Regions from separate parts of the Homo sapiens genome. Here region 2 is linked to region 1. A link is a loop called in an ENCODE intact Hi-C map of the cell type or tissue named here. Cell type or tissue: mammary epithelial cell. All regions are shown on one strand. Links, peaks and the distances in the headings refer to the core of each region. The heading gives the core; the rest is flanking DNA. Region 1 holds the start of LINC01585 (long intergenic non-protein coding RNA 1585). Region 2 overlaps FURIN (furin, paired basic amino acid cleaving enzyme).

Region 1 (2,899 bases), core at 283-2,782:
GGATGGAGGAAGGCTGGCTGATGACATTAAGCAGCTAAAGGCGTGGACTGTCGAGGCCAAATAGCATCAGCTCTCTTTGGCTTCCCCAGCCCATGGAACAGTCTTCCTATTTTGCGAATTTCCTACCTTATGAACTCACACCTGCTTATGATGGAAGCCAGAACCTTTCCCCATCTCTCTTGAAGATTGGGCACAGCATACAACTTAAGACACCACCCGTTGGCTGCTCCTGCATGAGGCTAAGTGACACTGAGAAGCAGATGACTGGAGTCCTTTCTGTCAGGATGACAGCAGATCCCAGAGGCAGCAGCAGAAAGAACCAGTGCAGGTAAATGGCCTTTGAGCCTGGTTCTCTGATTTCGCTAAGATTTTATGAGGCACCTCCTATCCTTTAATAGGTTCCTCTGTAGCTTAAAAGCAGCTAAAGAGCAGTCTGTTGCTTGTAATTAAGGACTCCTACCAGTACACGAAGGGAGAAAAGCAATAATCAAATAAATTACTTTCAGATAGAGATCAGTGCTAGGAGGAGGTCAGCACAAGGTGATGTAAGACAGAGTGACAGGTGGGGTGAGGGCTACACTTGATAAGGGGTCAGTGAAGCCTCTCTGAGGAGGTGACGTTAGGCTGAGACCCAAACAATGAGAAGGAACTAGCCATAGAAAGATCTGGGCGAGGAGACTTCTAGACACGGGGAGCAGAAAATGTAAAGGATGAGCTTCAGATGTTGATGGATGTAGGGAGGGTTGATGTGTTTGGAGTTTAGTGCAGGTGAATAAAGAGGAACATAATGAGATTGGAAAGTAGGTAGGAGTCAGTTCATGCCAGGCCTTGCAGATCATGGTAAGACATTTGGATTTTATTCTGAGGTTAGTGGGAAGCCATTAGAGAGTTTTAAACAGGACATAATATAGTACCTGGGGTAGCCAGCCTCCAAAACATCCTCCAGTGATCCTTGCATCCTTGTATTTACACTCTTGTGTAGCCCCTCTCACATTGACTAGGGCTGACCCAATAGGATGCTGCAATGTGACGGTATATAACTTTCAAGGATAGGTCATAAAAGACATTGTGACTCTGCCTTGGTCTCTCAAATGTCTCCCTCTGGGGAAGCCAGCCACCATGTTGTGAAGATACTCAAGCAGCCCTATGGAGAGGCCCACACACTGGGGAGGCACTGCGGCTTTCTGCCGACAGCCTTGTGAATGAGACACCTTGAAAGAGGATCCTCCAGCCCCAGCCAAGCTTTCAAATGGTTCCAACTCTGACATGCTGACAACTTCATGAGAGGCCCTGAGCCAGAACCACCCAAACTCCTGACCCATTAGTGTGTTATGTAACAAATGTTTGTTGTTTCATGCCACTAAGTTTTGGGGCAATTTGCTACCTCTAGCCATTGTTCCCAGCTGGTGTGTAGTCTGACTGGCAGGTGCCCATGCTTTATTAGTGGTTTGATATTTTGACTATCGGCCCTGAGTAGGAGGAATGACACAGAGAGGAGATAGAGTTGTGAGTGAGAGGAGGCCAAATCGTGGTGTCAGAGCGAGAAGCAGCACCCTGGGGAGGGCTGAGTCACTTGTGCTGTCTGGAGGAAGGCGGAGCAAAGATCTGCAGCCCAGCTGACTGTGGTCTCAGCTTTTCTAGCCTCCAGGCTTTCTCCCGGGTTCCTAAGTCTGTATGTGCTCACTGGAAATGCCCCATGACTTGGGGTGACATGGGTGAGTTTTCTTCCTCCTTCCTCCCAGAGCCACGCCAGACCTGATGCTGGAGGGCTGGGCTCTTGTCCTAGTTCCCCGTCCTGGGCTGGGCCCAGGGCACCGGCCAGTGGGAGAAACTGCCTTCTCCGCCTCCTACATGCACTGGTGGTCACACCTCGCCCCACATCAGCCTCTCCAGCCAGGTAGGGTGGGAACCACAGGAAACGAGCCCCCTTCTTCTCTTCCCACCAGGAGTGGCCGGGGGGTGTGGATTCAGGATCCTGAGCTCTGCTCTGCCTCCGTTGTTCTGGCCGTGCCTGAGAGTTGGTTTGGGTTGATTTCAAGGGCACTTTAATGAGATTTAGCAATAGGAGGTGGTAGAATTTCCACTCCCTCTAATAACTTCCCAAAAGCCAGACACATAGCATTTTTTTTCCTTTTTGTCATTACCCTTTTTGGCTTTAATTACAAAACATATGAAATAGAAAACATTCACAAACAATACAAAACTATAAAAAGTGAGTACCCCTTTCTCTTCCCACTCTCTGATTATTTAGATACCCTCCAGTTAAAACTCTCTCACAAACAGGTCTGAAAGGAGCATGCAAGCAGCCCCCCCACATTGCAGTTTTGCTTTCTGTGGTTTCAGTTACCTGCGGTCAACCACCATCTAAAAATAGGTGAGTGCAGTACAATAAGGCATTTTGAGAGAGACAGAGAGAGAGAGAGAGAGAGAGAAACCACATTCACATCAGTTTTATCACAGTATATTGTTAGAATTGTTCTATATTATTATCAGTTATTATTATTATTTTTGAGATGGAGTCTCACTCTGTCGCCCAGGCTGGAGTGCAGTGGTGCAATCTTGGCTCACTGCAACCTCCGCCTCTTGGGTTCAAGCAATTCTTCTGCCTCAGCCTCCCAAGTACTGGGATCACAGGCACCCACCACTGTGCCTGGCTAATTTTTGCATTTTTAGTAGAGACAGGATTTCACCATGTTGGCCAGGCTGGTCTCAAACTCCTGACCTCAGATGATCTGCCTGTCTCAGCCTCCCAAAGTGCTGGAATTACAGGCGTGAGCCACTGCGCCCAGCCTTAGTTATTATTGTTAATCTCCTGCTACACTAACTCCATGGCCTGAACAGTCCACCCCTTTGGCTGCTTAACATCGTCATCTGCCTTCTTCCATCCTTGCACTCACAA
Region 2 (2,899 bases), core at 95-2,594, 210 kb after region 1:
CCAGGGCTCCCCAGGGTAAGTAGCGAGGGCGCGGGGCCCGGGGCCCGGGGAAGGCAAGCGCGTCTGGGAGCCGGGCCCGAGGGGAGCCGGCCGGGCCGGGCCGTGGAGCTCTGCCCCAGGAGCGGGCTCCGCGGCCCGGGTGCTCGGGCCGGGGAGGGTCGGGGCACTGGCGCCGGTGCAGCCCTGACCCGGGTCCCCCGGGGCCCGGCTGCCCGCCGGCTTTCCGGAACTGGCCCCGGGGCCGGCCCCGAGGGTGGAGCTGCCGGGAGCAGACAGGGCGCTCCGCAGCCCACCTGAGCGCGCCGGGCCCGTCTCGGCCCCCCGGCCGTGGCTGGTACTTTTCCGCGTGGGGCCAGGGCGAGCCCTCTGACCTCAGGAAGCGCCTGCGGGGCCCCTGCTGGGGGCGGGATGGGGAGAAAATTCCGCAGGCGCCGGGTGCTCCAGCCTCCCCGCCGCCACCGGGGCTGCCGCCGGCTCGCCCACTCCGCGGCCGAGGAGGGCCTGCGTTCCGCCCGGGGAGGGGAGGAGCGGCCGGGGGCGAGGCGGGGGCTCCTTCGCTTGGGCCTCGCCCCCGCCCGCACACCTGTGCGGCCAGGACTCGGGTGCGGGATCCGCGGGCGCCGGCGGCCGGCGCAGGTAGGTCCCTGGGCTGCCTTCTGCCGCGGCCTGGCCGAGGCCCCTGTGCCCCCGCTGTGTGGCTGGACCAAGGGGCGGCCTGCTTGCCAGACAGGTCTGACGGCAGTCACTTGTCTGGTCAGAACCCGCTTTCCCATCATCCTCTACCCCCTGGCCCCTGGGGTGCAGACCCTCATCCACCGGAGAGTGTTGGGATTCCTATTCTGACTTGGGAAGTGCGAGGAGAACCCGGGTGATATGGCCTGGTGAGGGCGGGTGCTGAGCAGGTGTGGACACAGCATAGGAGATTAGCCAAGCCTGACCTCTTCTCAAGCAGGGCAGCCCTCGTTTTACTATTTCCTATATTGGGCTTCTACGGAGCATTTGATTTTTAAAAAGGATTCTGTGGCTTTTTAAAAAGTTTGAAAGCCGCTGGTCCAGCAGTTTTTACCACCAAGGAAACTGAGGCCCAGGGAGAGGAAGTGACTTGTTAAGATCATCCAGCAAATAGTGGGCAGGGACTGGGAGCGATAAATTCACGGGAGCCTCCCAGGGCTGGTAACAGGACCCCGCGTGGTGTCTCTGCTAGAGGGAGAGACTGATTGGGTGTCCGAGTGGCCCTCCCGTGGCCTGCTCTGTGGCTGTGTCAGAGCCAGACCCCCAGTGTCTGGGAAACAGCAGTCGGTCCTGGGGTGAGGCGCAATTTGAGTGGCCCAGAGTGGCTCTCTGTGTCAGGAGGTTCTGGTGCTGGAGAAAAGGGCTTTGCCCAAGAACACAGCCAGGAAGAGCACCCACAGCTCTCTCTGGCCACAGCCTGGAACAGAGTCCCATGTGAAACAAGACCATGAGAAATACAGCAAGCCTCCAGGTTTGAGACAAACTGGGACTAGAGGGTGAGTCAGAGTCTGGGATGGGGGTGGGGAGAAACCCATTCATTCATTGTTTTCAGTTCTTACTCTTTTCGGGGATCCTCCCTTGTCCCACATGCTGTGGCAGAGCCGTCTGTGGGGGTCTCATTTTCTGGAAGCCATCCCCACCCCTCACCATGGCTGGGGTTGTTGGATAGAGGGAGGCTGGCCCTCTTTCTTTGGGGGGACTGTTCAGTTGCGCCTGACGCCTGCTTTCTTTCCGAGTGCTGCAAGGTAATTAAATAGTTGGTTAATCACTTTTAACGCCAAACAGCTGCGGCTCCATCTACAGTGTGCTGGAATCTGGGCTAGACCCAGATGAACCCAGCCTCGATTTGGGGGCTCCAGCAGGACTCACAGCACGGTGGTTGGTGGTGGTGGGGGCAGGGGGGTGGTTGCATGACATCTGGACCCAAGAGGCAGCTGTTGTGGCAGCAAGAGAGAGGAGAGAGATGAGGCCCCGTTCCTATATGGCTCTGCTCCCAGGGTCCCACATCCTCTGTTAAATGAGGGACTTGGGGTGGGGGGGGCGGTCCTTCCATCCCCTAGGGCTGGGGCGCCTAGCTGCCCAGCCATTGATCAGGCCAGCTTTCTGGAACCAACCACCCAAAGCACCATGGGGCTGTGGTTCCGAGGCCTGCCCTGGAAGTCCTGTGGAGTCTGCCCGCAGGGATGTGCAGGAGCTGTATTGTAGATGTCTCCTGCCATCAGCTGTCAGGTTATTTTGGTCCAAACTGAAAATACTCCAGGAATTGTGTGTGGAGTACCCCCAGCCTGCAGGGTGGGACTGCAGCAGTCAGGGAGGCCGGTTGTGTCTAAGGGCAGCTTCTGGAGAAGCAAGGAGTTTTCTGTGGTGAGCCTGCCTCTCTAGCTCCCCAGGGCCTACGTGAGCTGGGGTGCCTTCCTTTTGGTATCCGGCAGAGTGGCCTTGGCTATGGAAGTGCTAAGGGCATCCAGGGCCCTGCTGCTGCTCAGGGAGCTTGGCACTGATATGGGATACCCCCAGCAGCACTGCTGGGACCTCCCCTAGCTTCCCCCCCTTCCTCCAGGGCCTTGGCTTCTGGCTAGTCAGGGGCACTATGTGGGGACAGTTATGTGGCCCCGGGCAGAGAGAGGTCCCGCCGTCTGTTTGCTGAAGGAGGAAAAACAACACTCGGACTATTGATTCAGTCTCACCTTGGCGCTCCTGGCTCAGCAGCCAGTGTTTGCCCTGGCTGCCTGGGCTCGGATTACGCAAGGCTGGTGGGCGTGGAGCAAGCAAGGGGGCAGCTGGGGGCCTCCAGGCCCAGGCAGGGCAGGGCTTGGCGGCCCCAGCGTTCCCCAGGAAACTGTAAAAACGAGTCTGGGGCCCTGACTTTGCTGATAGCGGCCATCTC

The links. Peaks named below come from ENCODE experiments on the same cell type or tissue, not always from the same donor. Only the 100,000 strongest peaks of a DNase experiment are listed, where the experiment ranks them.
Region 2: it touches region 1 in a loop (3-fold over the local background); 17 of 110 quality-filtered maps call a loop at or near these places.

The regions. Positions count from the first base shown.
Region 1 is chr15:90,659,110-90,662,008 of GRCh38, forward strand. The region is part of intron 2 of CRTC3-AS1 (CRTC3 antisense RNA 1); the gene reads right to left. It overlaps LINC01585 (long intergenic non-protein coding RNA 1585), which reads left to right and starts at 1,125. Exons shown (of 3, transcript NR_120371.1): 1 at 1,125-1,715; 2 at 2,284-2,374. RefSeq lists enhancers at 1,281-1,809, 2,032-2,081, 2,222-2,271. In mammary epithelial cell, for the core only: no CTCF peak of the experiment used is centred there; DNase peaks (open chromatin) are centred at 1,612 and 2,342; H3K4me3 peaks cover 220 bases; H3K27ac peaks cover 648 bases.
Region 2 is chr15:90,871,591-90,874,489 of GRCh38, forward strand. All of the region lies in intron 1 of FURIN (furin, paired basic amino acid cleaving enzyme), which reads left to right. Among named protein-coding and RNA genes, the nearest start is that of FURIN, 4.5 kb to the left of the region's middle. RefSeq lists a silencer at 1-629 and enhancers at 730-919, 1,180-1,229. In mammary epithelial cell, for the core only: no CTCF peak of the experiment used is centred there; a DNase peak (open chromatin) is centred at 1,471; H3K4me3 peaks cover 1,330 bases; H3K27ac peaks cover 2,160 bases.